Linked DNA regions of Homo sapiens: region 2 is linked to region 1. Evidence: chromatin contacts called from ENCODE Hi-C or POLR2A ChIA-PET data. All regions are on one chromosome and are shown on one strand. The core of a region is the stretch at or near the end of the contact, and the rest is flanking DNA. Distances in the headings are between cores, read along the strand shown. Region 1 holds the start of PTPRU (protein tyrosine phosphatase receptor type U). Region 2 has its middle 220 kb from the start of LINC01756.

Region 1 (5,925 bases), core at 1,973-4,472:
TTCCCTAGATTTGGGCTGGTCACTCCAGGCCAGGAATTTCCTTCTTCCTTCTTCTCTCAAGGATTATAGAAGTCTGTGGTCTTTTTTTTTTTTTTTTTTTTTTTTTGAGACAGAGTTTTGCTCGTTGCCCAGGCTGGAGTGCAATGGCGCGATCTTGGCTCACTGCAACCTCCGCCTCCCAGGTTCAAGCAATTCTCCTGCCTCAGCCTCCTGAGTAGCTGGGATTACAGGTGCCCGCAACTACGTCTGGCTAATTTTTGTATTTTTTTTTTTTTTAGTAGAGACAGGGTTTCACCATGTTAGTCAGGCTGGTCTCAAACTCCTGACCTCGCCTCTGCCTCCCAAAATGCTGGGATTACAGGTGTGAACCACTGTGCCCGGCTGAAGTTTGTGGTCTTTTAAAAGTAAAGCAGAAAGTCCTCTTCTCATCTGTCTACCTGTTGCTTGTGTTCTCTTTCTCCCTCCATTATAGTCTCTGCCATCTTCCCCTGCACAAAGGGCAAAGGGATGTGGAATCAGTCAGATCTGGGTTCAAATCTAGGGCCCGCCGTCTATTTACTAGCTGTGTCACCTTAGGCAAGTGTCATATGCTCTCTGAACCTCAGTTTCCACACCCGTAAAATGGGATCACTGGTAAAACTCCTATTTTGAGGCTCTCTCAAGAGCCCTCTGCAAACAGCACCCTTGGTTGTTTCTTCTGTTCACTGGTTTTCTCTCCTTGAGTTTCCTTTTCTGGGTGGGCCTCTCTGGCTCCTCTCTGCTCCAGCGTCTCTGTATCTTAGTTTCTTCCCTAAGGTTTCCCCTTGGTTTCTTCTTGCTTCTGCCTCCCTCTCCCTATTTAATTATCTGTGTCTAATTCTTGCCTGCTGTGTCTTTTGGTCCCTTTCCTAACTCAGTGTGGAGCTCATCAGCTCTCACAAGAGAGGAGACCAAGAGCCCAGGAACTCTCAACCCAGCGATACCTCCTCCAGCCCCAGGGCAGCTTCAAGGTGTGTCCATCTCAGCATGAAGCCAGCTAGGAGGGGCAGGGCACAGGGAGGGCCTACATATACCTTGAACTCCTACGCTTTGTTCAGTGTCACTGCCCAGTGGTCAGACCCATCTGCCCATGGCTTTCCCTACTTCAGCAGTCTTTATAGCTGGAGCTGTAAAAAAAAAAAAACAAAAAAAAAAAAACCCAGAGATCAGAACTTATTACTCCTTATTACTCCTCTGCTTAATTACTCCACTTCAGTGGCCTCCCATTAATTACTCTTAGGGTTGAACCTCAAGCCCCTTCCTTGCTCATAGTTTCTTGCCTGACCTACAGACCCTGCTGACTTGTCTAGCTGCACCTGGCTCCCTTCTGCCCCTGACTCACTCCATGCCAGCTGCCCGGCTTCCTTGCAGCTGCTTGTACCCACCAGCTCCTGCCTTTGCACAGGCTGTCCCCTCTGACTGCAATGTTCCTCTCCACTGATTTGCATGAGGTTGGCTCCTTCTCATACTTCAGGTCTCAGTTCAAATGTCACCATGTCACTTCTATAGCAAAGCCCTCTTGGACCACTTATCTAAAGGAGATGCCCCTTCCCTATGTTCTTTATCATTATACTCCCTCGTTTCCTTTAGCTTGCATATCTTAGATGGTAATGATATATTTATGTACATGTTTGCTGTTGGGCTCTCCTAATAGAATGTAAGATTCATGAAGGCTAGGACCATTTCCCTTTCATTCATTCCATCCAGTCAGTATTTATTGAGCATCAATTACGTGCCAGAGGCCGGGCGCGGTGGCTCACGCCTGTAATCCCTGCACATTGGGAGACTGAGGCAGGTGGATCACCTGAGGTCAGGAGTTCCAGACCAGCCTGGCCAACATGGTGAAACCCTGTCTCTACTAAAAATACGAAAATTAGCCGGGCGTGGTGGTGGGCACCTGTAATCCCAGTTACTTGGGAGGCTGAGCCAGGAGAATTGTTGGAGCCTGGGAGGCAGAGGTTGCAATGAGCCAAGACTGCGCCATTGCACTCCAGCCTGGGCAACAAGAGTGAAACTCCATCTTGAAATAAAATAAAATAAAATAAAATAATAAAAACATGCCATATACTGGGCACGGAAATACAAGATGAGTCTTTTCCCAAGGGAGCTCATTTCTAGAGGTGGAGACAGATAATGAACTCATCATATAGCCCGCACTCTATTTGAAATTGCAACAATTCCCCTTCCCTTCCCTGTCCCCCCACCACCCCCAAATTTCCTGGTGTATGAGACAGTGATAAAGGACGTACACCAGAGGGTTTGCTTTTTTGTTTTTGTTTTTTTGGTTGTTTACTGTTCTTGTCTTCCCACTGGAATGTAAGGTCCATGAGAGTAGGGAATTTTTGTCTGTTTTATATCTCTACCCTGGCCTATAGTAATTGTTGAATAAATGAATAGACCCCAATAAATATTTGTTGAATGAATAGGTGTCCAGATGGGAGGAAGGTCTCAGCCCCTATTCAATTCAAACCAAACAACTTTGATTCAAATCTCGGTGCTGTCAAATACTGTTGCATAACAGTATTTATGCAGTATAATTATTGCATACCTAATATATGATGATTAAATGAGTCCATGTGGGTTAAACACATAGAAGGTACCTGGTCTTACATAGTAATGAGCAACGAGTTTGCAGATCATAGTGCGAGGGCTCGTTCTGGGTAGAGGCCCAAATACATTTAACCTGTGTAGCCAGAAGGTAGAGTAGGACCAGTGAGGGCTAGTGAGGGAGGTAGACTTGCACGTCATGAAATGAAAAACTTTCTAAAAGCCGGCGTTTCCAAAGCCCCAACAACCGCTCTTGGCCAGGTGATGAGCGCCCTGTTCCTGGAGGTATGTAGAACACGCATTTGAAGGCGCCAAGGTACAAGGGATTCAGGCATCGGATGGGACAGAGGCCGGGTGTCCCTGGGTCACCGTCCCTGAGAGCGCTGTACGGGAGCTAGGCGTGGGCCATGAGCGTGCTCGCCTGGCAGTGTTGGTGCCCGGTCCGTGGAGACGTCCGTGGGCGTCCAGACCCAGCCGCGGGGCCTCATGGCGGGGAGGATGCGGGAGCGGGGGAGGGGCGCGCCAGGGCTAGCGGGCGGCCGGACCCGCTGCAGCACCCGCCGTGGCCAGCAGGGAGCGCCGCGAGACCGCCGAACCCGCGGCCGGGCCTGACGTCAGCGCCCCGCTTGCTCCGGCTCGCGCTCTGGACTCGGCGCCAGTCCCGCTCCGCGCCGCGCCGCTCCGCTCCGGCTCGGGCTCCGGCTCGCCTCGGGCTGGGCTCGGGCTCCGGGGGCGGCGTCCCCCGCGCCGGGCCCCGGGACGGGCGGCGACGCTCCAACCATGGCCCGTGCCCAGGCGCTCGTGCTGGCACTCACCTTCCAGCTCTGCGCGCCGGAGACCGAGACTCCGGCAGGTAAGCGCGCGGCGGCCGGACCGAGCCTGCCCCGCCGAGCCTCGGGGCCCGTGGCGTAGCTCGGAAGAAAGTGTGAGTGTTGAGTGACCGGGCGTTACGAGCGTGCTCCCTGTGTGTGTCTGAGCGTAGGATGGGCGATTGTGTGCCCGGGGTGTTGCGTGACTGCGAATGTTGTGTGTCCGTGAGTTCTGTGCGCAAGAAAAGGTGATGTGTGTCGGCGAGTATGTTGGGGGTGAATGTTGTGTGCATCGAGGCATTGGGTGTGCGCTGAGTGTCTTGTGGGTCTGCCAGTGTGTAGTGTTTGTGTGGCCAAGTGGGTTGTGTGTGCATCTGAGTTTGGTTGTGTTGCGGGAGTTGTATCTGCTAATGTGTTGCATTTGTTTGCATTTTGTATGCCTGGCCGGGAGTGCTGTTTGTTTTGTGTCTGCGAGTGGGTTGTGTGTTTGTGTTATGCCTGTGGCCAAGGGTGCTCTCTGGATCCCGCCTGAGTGTGGATCCGGGAACGCGTGTGTGGCGTGTGTGCTTTTGAGATCCGTGTACATGTGTGAAGGCGTGGGAACGGGTCCGGAACGTGTGTGTCCGTGCGCTGTGTACGTGTGGGGAGTGTCTAGGGTATGTGGTGTGTGCTGCCGGGGGCCGCGTGGGTCCGAGTGAATGCCAAGTGTGCCGGGAATGCGTGTGTGGGAGCGAGTCTGGAACGGATGTGAGTGTGTGCGAATGTGTCCGTGTGTGCTGGCTGCGCGTCCAGGAATGTTGCGAGTGTGGAGCGCGCCTGGGCCGCGGCTGCGAGTGTGCCCTGGTCCCGGGGCCGCCCGAGGGGGCGGTGGCAGGACGTGTGTGCGCGCGTGTGCGTGTGCGCGTGTGTGGCGCGCTGGGCCGGAACAAGTTGTCGCGGCGGCGCCCCCTGGGCTGCCCGGGTCGGGCAGGGCCCGAGGCTCAGGGGAGGACCGGGCCCCGCGGCCGCCGCCTCGGGCATGTCGGACTGTTTGTTGTTTCGCAAGTTCCGCGCGGCGCTGGCGGGCGGCTGATCCGAGGCGGCGCCGGGGCTGCGGGGCGCCCGGGCCAGCGGGCCCCAGCGAGGGGCCGGCGGGCGGGCAGGGGAGGGCCGGACCGGCGGGCGCTCCTGCGGTGGCCGGGCCGCGGCTGCGCCCCGGGCGGCCGGGCGGGGGCTGTCCCCGGGCTGGGCTGCGACGTCCGGGCGCGGGCAGGGCCTGGCTCGCCGCCGGGGGACGGCGCCCCCTCCCTTGGCGCGCAGGACGCGCGGGGGACGCCCGGGCCTCCCGGGACACTCCCTTGGTGGAGCCTGCAACTTTGTGCGGCCTCCCGGCCGGCCGGGACCGCCAGGTGTGTGCTTGAGTGTGAGCGTGAGTGTGAGCGTGTGGCTCCGCGCTTGTCTGCTGTGTGGTCGCGTTCTCCGGGTGTGTTTCGGAGTCTGGTGTCTTTGGTGTGCGTGCGCGTGTGTGTGTGCGCGCAGCTGAATGTATGTATACGGAGCCTGTGTTTGTGTGTCCGTGTGCTCGTCGGAGTGTGGACGGTGTGTCGGATGTGTGTGCGTGCGCGTGTTCCACATCCCACCCTGAGGCCTGGGATCCTAGACCGCGGCCCCTTCCCGCGGAGTTTCGGGGCCCTGCTCCGGGTGACCTCCCCCGCCCTCGCCACCGGCGGGGCTGCTCCGCGGGCTCCGGGTAGCCGGGAGACGCCCGGGGCGGGATCCGAGCCGAGACACGTGCTGGAGCGGAGCCGCTTCCTCACGGTCGCCAGCCGCAGACAACTGACCTCCCCGGCATCGCGTTCGCGGCCCTGCTGCTGGCTCCGGTGTCTCGGGCCGGAACTCCTGTGGCTCCAGCGTTCGCGCCGGCCACTGGCCAGCGCTTGGGCCTCGCCCTGCAGCTCCGGGGCCATAGGGCACAGCTTTAGCTTTGACCTCCCCGTTCCCGAAAGGACGCCCAAGGCGACCTCCCACCCCATCCTCCCCAACTTCTCCCCCATGTCCTGCGGCAACTTTGCCTCCCTCTCCCACCGTGAAATCAAACCCGCGGGGTTCTGTATGCGCCCCATCCCCGCTCCTACCACCATCGCTTTGATTTCAAGAACACTCACAAGCCCCAAGCCCTGCCAGCAGGAGGACTGTCAGGAACTGAAGTTTGGGAGTGAGGCCTAGAGCAGGTTACTCCCATTCTTGATGCCTCAGTTTCCTCTTCTGCCTCATAGCCATCATGATAATGGTGTATGGCACTTTTGGTAGATACCAAGTACCTTGTAAAGTAAGGCTCTGTCTGTGAGTGCCAGGGAACAAAAAATGGATTTGAGAGTTGTTGCAAAGCCCCAGACAGAGGCTGTGATTTAAAGCTGGGGTATTAGGTGTCAAATTCTGCCTCTGCTACTTGCTATTCATGTGATGTCTGGCAAATCACCTCACTTGTAAAGTTCCTGGCCCCCTTTGTTATTCTTAGAGATGAACTCAGAAGCCCAAGTAGAATAGATGTGATACCCCTTGTCCCCAGTCT
Region 2 (5,925 bases), core at 2,454-4,953, 330 kb after region 1:
TTCCTTTGGCCCCTCTTGTACCTCCTGGACCTTATTTAGGCCCTTCAGTTTTTGGACCTTCTTCTGTGTTCCAGTTATTAAACATTCTTTATAATGGTTTAACTTTGTCTGGTCTCTGGGGTCACTGGGGTTACAGCCTGGCTTGGCCCCAGGTTTGGCCTGCATTGCTGGGGCTCTGATTGGATTCTTAGGTTATAATTAATGAAGCCTCTTGGCATCCTGACAGTCCTTTTCCAGTATCATCCTATGTTCCTCCAGAGTAAGGAGGATGTTTGTAAACACCTGAATGCCAGCCTAAGTGGAGTTATAAGTAGCAAAGGTGAATGTAAATAAACTTTTCATCTTTTGGGGATCATCCCATTAGGCAGGCATATTATTTTTCCAATTGTATAAATCTGAAGTTGAAAAAGGGGAATGCTCATATATAACAATCCCCTTGTTCATTGAGGCCCACAGGGACTGGTCTTAGTGGGAATTGCCCTGCTAAGGGGGAACTGAGGGAGAGCATTCCCTATGCCAAATTGGGTAACCTGATGGGTATGTGGAAGGGAGACCCCTCCTACCTGATTGGTGGGTAAAGGGAGGCATAAAGCTGAGCCTCCAACTTTGGGGAGGGAGTCTTATGCTCTTTCTGATCGCCTTTAATAGCACCTGGCATACAGTAGAGGCATTGCGGGAGATTGCAGATGAAGAAGAACAAAGTCATACAAATATAACCCAAATGTTTCCTGCGCAATTCCAACATACGAAATAAGCCTACTATGTCTCTCCTGGACTTCCAGGGGCCCTAATATACAAAGAGTTAGTTTGAGGTTATAAAGATTGAATTTAGAATTTACAAATGTCAAAGGTTTAAAACTCTTGCTCAAAATAGGATCACAGATTTTGTCAAAGATTTCAAAATGACTCTTCGATAGAGAGCAGACTCAAGTTGCCAAATAATCAGAAGACCTAATAAAGGCATGAAGTATCAAAAGTACTACATGAGCAACAGTTTTATGAACTTAAACATTTATCAGAGACAACATAAACCTGTCTGACCAGAAGACTCAGGCAAAAATGTCTGAATTTAAGACATTTCTATTTTGTCAAGAATCTTAAATTTTTATTTATCTAAAATCATATGAATCTGAGAAGCATTTGTACTTATTTATGAATACTCCTTTATATATAAGCCAATTTGGTCCCATAGACAATATAGAGACATGTATAGACAGACACAAAGACCCTACAGCCTTGATTTTAAAACTCTAGCCATAAAACTGGCAAAACTTAACATTCTAAAAGGGCAGCTGGATTCAAATTATGCCTTTGAAAGTGGAACAAGTCAAACTCCACTTGTCCTACATGGCACAGCCCTCACTGAGCCCCAGAGGAAACAGAGTTGCAATCCACATCATAAAGTGGAGAAAGAGAGAGAGTTTAAACACCTTAAAGGAGGAGTTTGGGTGTGCTAGAGGAAGACCAAAGACCAAAAAATAGATGCCAAAGTAACAGAATCATAGGAACTCACTATAGGATTTTACAAGGAGACCAACTTCATTTATATAGGTAGCTTTTTATTTAGTCTATTTCTTCAATAGAACTAATGAGCTCAGGGCAGAGCCGCTCAGGGCAGAGCTGCTCAGGGCAGATCCCAACAGGGAACAGGGCCAACAAAGCACTTTCAGCTTTTAGGCCCTAACAATTTAAATATATGGAAGCAGCTCCCTGCAGCAACAACCATTTCAGCCACCTCCAAAGCTGCACAGTCTTATGCCAAAAATACAACCAAACCAAACTGAGTGCCTTAGTGGATAGAGCTTTAGAATTGCCTTTATTCTTTGGATCTCTAACCCAAAGCCAGGACTCTAACCTGACCAAGATCTTCCTGGGGTGGGACTCTAACCCACAACCTGACAAGGGTGGGACTCTAATCCACAATCCTGGACCAAAAGGATGGGACTGTGGCCCACAATCTTTATGATGAGAACAAATCAACGTAAAACATAAGCTCATATTAACAAGGCTGCTTACCCAAAAGATGTCTGATCCAAAAGCTGTTTCTTTTCTCAAAAGTGAAAGTAGCACCAAGGACCCTGGAGTGCCATGACAGAGAAGAAAGGACCTCACAGCCAAGCCTCTAGACAAATGCCTACACAGCTACTGAGGGTTGGTGAAGAGGGCCTGCACCCCATCGAGAGGGTACAGTGCTTTGGGTAGGTTTTGTCCCATCTGGGTCGCCAATATTGTTATTGAACAATTGGCTCACTACATGACACACACAGAAGCCAATACTATGGCACTAGCTTTTGAGAAAAGAAAAAAATATTGCATGTCAACTGTCAAGGAGATAGGCAGTGACACTCAAACCTGTCTCCCTGGTCTGGTGGGTGGGTCAAGTTTGATGGCATTTTTAACTAGTCCCAGGTGATGCCAGGCTGGTGGTGGTAACAATTAGGGTAAAGCTTTTTCCCATTATGCATGCCCAGGCAATTTTAGCTCTGTGACACCTGTAACAACTTAAGCAATTGTTAATCACTTTGAGCTGATTCTGCAGTTACAGGGGATGGTGATGAACATGTGAGGAAACCCAACATAGGCTGGAGGAGAAAATGATGGATGGGGATTAGCTCCTGAAGGGGATCACAGAAAACTTGGCTGAGCAGGTGATGTTGAGCAGGACTGAAGGCAGTGAGAGTGGGGCCTCACTGGCACCTGGGGACAATATGTGCAAAGGCTTGGCAGGGGAACTGATCTGCCCAGAGAGGATGTCCTTCCAACCACTTACATCTATGCCTCTTGGTCACATGTGGGCCCCATGCTGAGGGCCAGGGAAGGAAAGAGAAGCAAGGAGGGAGGGTCCCTGTTTTCTCAGCTTCATCAGGGAGACAGGGTTAGATACACGATGATGTTGCACAGTGGTCAGGGTGCCGACGGGGCTATTGCAGTAACAGAGAGACATGGAGGCAGTGTAAGTGGACCCAGATTGGCCTGGTTCACTTCTTGCTCTGATGCTTCCTTCTTCAGCTCCCAGAGCCTCTGTACCAGACTCCTGGTCTGGATGATCTTGGAGTCGTCTTTCCAGGCCAAGTAAGATGGATAGTTAGGTGGATGGAAGGGCAGAAGGACAGGCAGGCCTGGATCCTGGTCTCTTCTCAAGCCCCTCAGTCCCCCTGGCCTCACACTGCCTGGGTTTCTCTGAGCGCAAGATGTTCATAGCCTATTTTCAAGAGTCTGTGATGCAAATGTTCTAAGTGTCCAACATCGTCCCATTCTAACATCCAATTGTATTCTTGTTTTGTGAAACTCACTTTGATTTTGGCTATTTTAGTATCTTTATATCCTGTATTTTGAATCTTTGAATATTATAACATTTTGTTATTCAAATTTGTTTCAACATCCTCTGAGTCCCCCTTGGTGAATGCAGCCTTCTGTGACCCTGTGAAGTGCACACTCTCACCCACTGCTGGTGTAGACATTGAGTTCCCCCAACCTCAGTCTCCCCGAGGCTTCCAGGTACTTCCCCAATGCTATCCTTTAAATCATGTCCAGTAAACCATCCATGGTCCACTCTGGGGCCCACTTCAGACTTTCTGAATTTGTTGCCGTCACACAATATTCTTAGTCATGACCATGGCAATTAGAATGACTATGCTGGGTCATCAACTTTTGCTGGATTTAGTACTGATGGTGAGTCAGAGCCTTGCCCAATGAGTAGGCCGTCGGTCACCCTGGCTGTGCCTGACAGGTGTCCACTTGGTGGACAGCACTTGCCACAGTTATGCAGTGACTCATCCCAGGCTCCTGTAAACACCCAAGGAGTTTACCTTGCCCACTGCATAGACAGAGCCGATTCATCAAGGCAGGGGAATTGCAATAGAGAAAGAGTAATTCAACCAGAGCCAGCTGTGCAGGAGACCAGAGTTTTGTTATTACTCAAATCAGTCTCCCCTGAGCATTTGGAGTTTTTAAGGATAACTTGGTGGGTGGAAGGAAGCCAGTGAGCCAGGAGTGCTGATTGGTCAGGGGTGAAATCACAGGGAGGGGAAGCTGTCCTTCTGCACTGAGTCAGTTCCTGGGCGGGGGCCACAAGTTCAGATGAGCCAGTTTATTGATCTGGGTGGTGCCAGCTGATCCATCAAGTGCAGGGTCTGCAAAATATCTCAAGCACTGATCTTAGGAGCAGTTTAGGGAAGGTCAGAATCTTGTAGCTTCCAGCTGCATGACTCCTAAACCATAATTTCTAATCTTGTGGCTAAGGTTAGTCCTACACAGGCAATCTAGTCCCCAGGCAAGAAGGGGGTCTCCATGGGAAAGGGCTGTTATTGTCTTTGTTTTAAACTATAAACTATAAACTAAGTTTCTCCCAAAGTTAGTTCTGCCTACGCCTGGGAATGAACAAGGACAGCTTGGAGGTTAGAAGCAAGATGGAGTCGATTAAGTGAGAACTCGTTCACTGTCTCAGTCTTAATTTTGCAAAGGTGGTTTCACTCCCACAGGCAGAGGATGCAGCCTCTCTCAAGCAGTGCTGGCCTGTGCCACCTGGGCCCTGCAGGGAGCCCACCCAGGCTGTTTGGGTTCCTGGCTTTCCCTCCATTTCCTACCCAGAGCTTTCATGTTCTCTCTCTTCTCTGCTCTCAGGACAGCATCAGACCTTTTATCTTTGCAGGCCTCTCCTCAAGATTTTAGATTCTGATTCCAAACCCCAGTGGAGGAGGCCCAGTCTTCGTTAATGATCCCTGAGTCCCAGGCATAGTGTGACCTAATGGTTAGATCACAGGCTTTGGCTAACCCTGGTCTCTTCCACTTCCCTGCTGAGACTTCAGGAAGGTTACTTAACCTCTCTGAGCTCAGTCTCCTCAGTGTGAGTTGAAGATAATAATAGCATCTACCTTGTGGGGTGGATTAAGTGTAGCAACACCGGTAACAAGCTCAGCGAGGATTCTGTTATTGTTGCTATCCTGATGTGTCACAGCTGGTGATTTCTCTGCCCCGAGAGCATTCAGGTGGCCCCTCTAGGCTTCTCGCCACTGGAGCAGTGGGAAGAAAATGGGCCCCGGAGCCCACAGACTCAGGTTCAGGTTCAGCCTCCAGCACTCACTCAATGTGTGTCTTGGGCAAGTGGCTTAACCTTTGTGAGCCCCATTGGTTTTTCCCTCTGTAAATTGGCAAGCTAATACTGAGCACATAGGGTTATTGTGAGGACTTCATGAAGGTACATCAGATGGAGGCAGATTCCTGGGCTCAAACGACACTTTCGAGGCATACTTGGGGGTGGGACTCTGAACAAAACAGAGTTTTGTTCTGTTCCTCGCTGTTCCTCGCATCCTTATCTGTAACATGGAGACTGGGAGTCTCTGCTTCATAGGATGCTGTGGGGACTCCAGGACCTAAGAGAGCCCTCAATGCATGTTAACTGGCATTGTAACTTTCATCATCATCATTATTGTTGTTATTATTACTCTGTTTGCAGGCAAGCACCCCATCTTATCTTCCTGCATCAAGCCTCTGGCACAGGGTCTGGGCATAGTAAAGACTTGACACTCACCGGAGCAGGAAGAGAAGGGACCTGGGAGCAGACTGCCTGGGTTCAAGGTCTAGCTCCACCACTTCTGAGCTGTGTGGCCATGGACAAGTTTCTAAACCTTTCTGAACTTCAGCATCTTCATCTGTAAAATAGGCGAGAGGAGTGGATAACAATAGGACCTCCTTCATGGAGTTGTTGAAATAACTAAGTGAACTAATGCATGAAAAGTACTTAGCACAGTGCCTGGCACACAGTAAGTGCCAAGCCAGTGCTAGCTTTGATTCTTCCTGGCCCCAAAGGAATGTTGGCACTGAGGGGCTTCTAAAGATCTCCTTTTCAGCCACTACTCTGCTTTGAGATGAAGAAACTGAGGCCAAAAGACATTAAATTAAACGTTTGGCAATAAGACAGTATAT

The links. A loop is a pair of places that touch in the nucleus more often than their neighbours do. ChIA-PET counts read pairs that join two places held with the same protein, here RNA polymerase II (POLR2A). Pooled maps may share reads with other maps.
Region 2: a map of PC-3 shows a loop between it and region 1 (8-fold over the local background). The contact joins the enhancer-like site here to the promoter of PTPRU in region 1. A Hi-C loop is called at or near these places in 3 of 168 maps with a recorded cell type or tissue (PC-3, PC-9 and mammary epithelial cell) and 2 of 50 pooled maps. POLR2A ChIA-PET finds 5 or more read pairs at or near these places in 1 of 52 experiments (AG04449).

The regions. Positions count from the first base shown.
Region 1 is chr1:29,233,300-29,239,224 of GRCh38, forward strand. PTPRU (protein tyrosine phosphatase receptor type U) reads left to right here and starts at 3,223. Exons shown (of 30, transcript NM_133178.4): 1 at 3,223-3,418. The coding sequence starts at 3,346. RefSeq lists a silencer at 3,026-3,345.
Region 2 is chr1:29,566,453-29,572,377 of GRCh38, forward strand. No RefSeq gene overlaps it. Among named protein-coding and RNA genes, the nearest start is that of LINC01756, 220 kb to the left of the region's middle. RefSeq lists an enhancer at 3,384-4,583. Within about 2 kb of position 3,704, at least 3 of the 41 ENCODE cell types and tissues checked have a DNase peak (open chromatin) inside an H3K27ac peak, as active enhancers do; they include PC-3 and PC-9, where a contact is called at or near this core.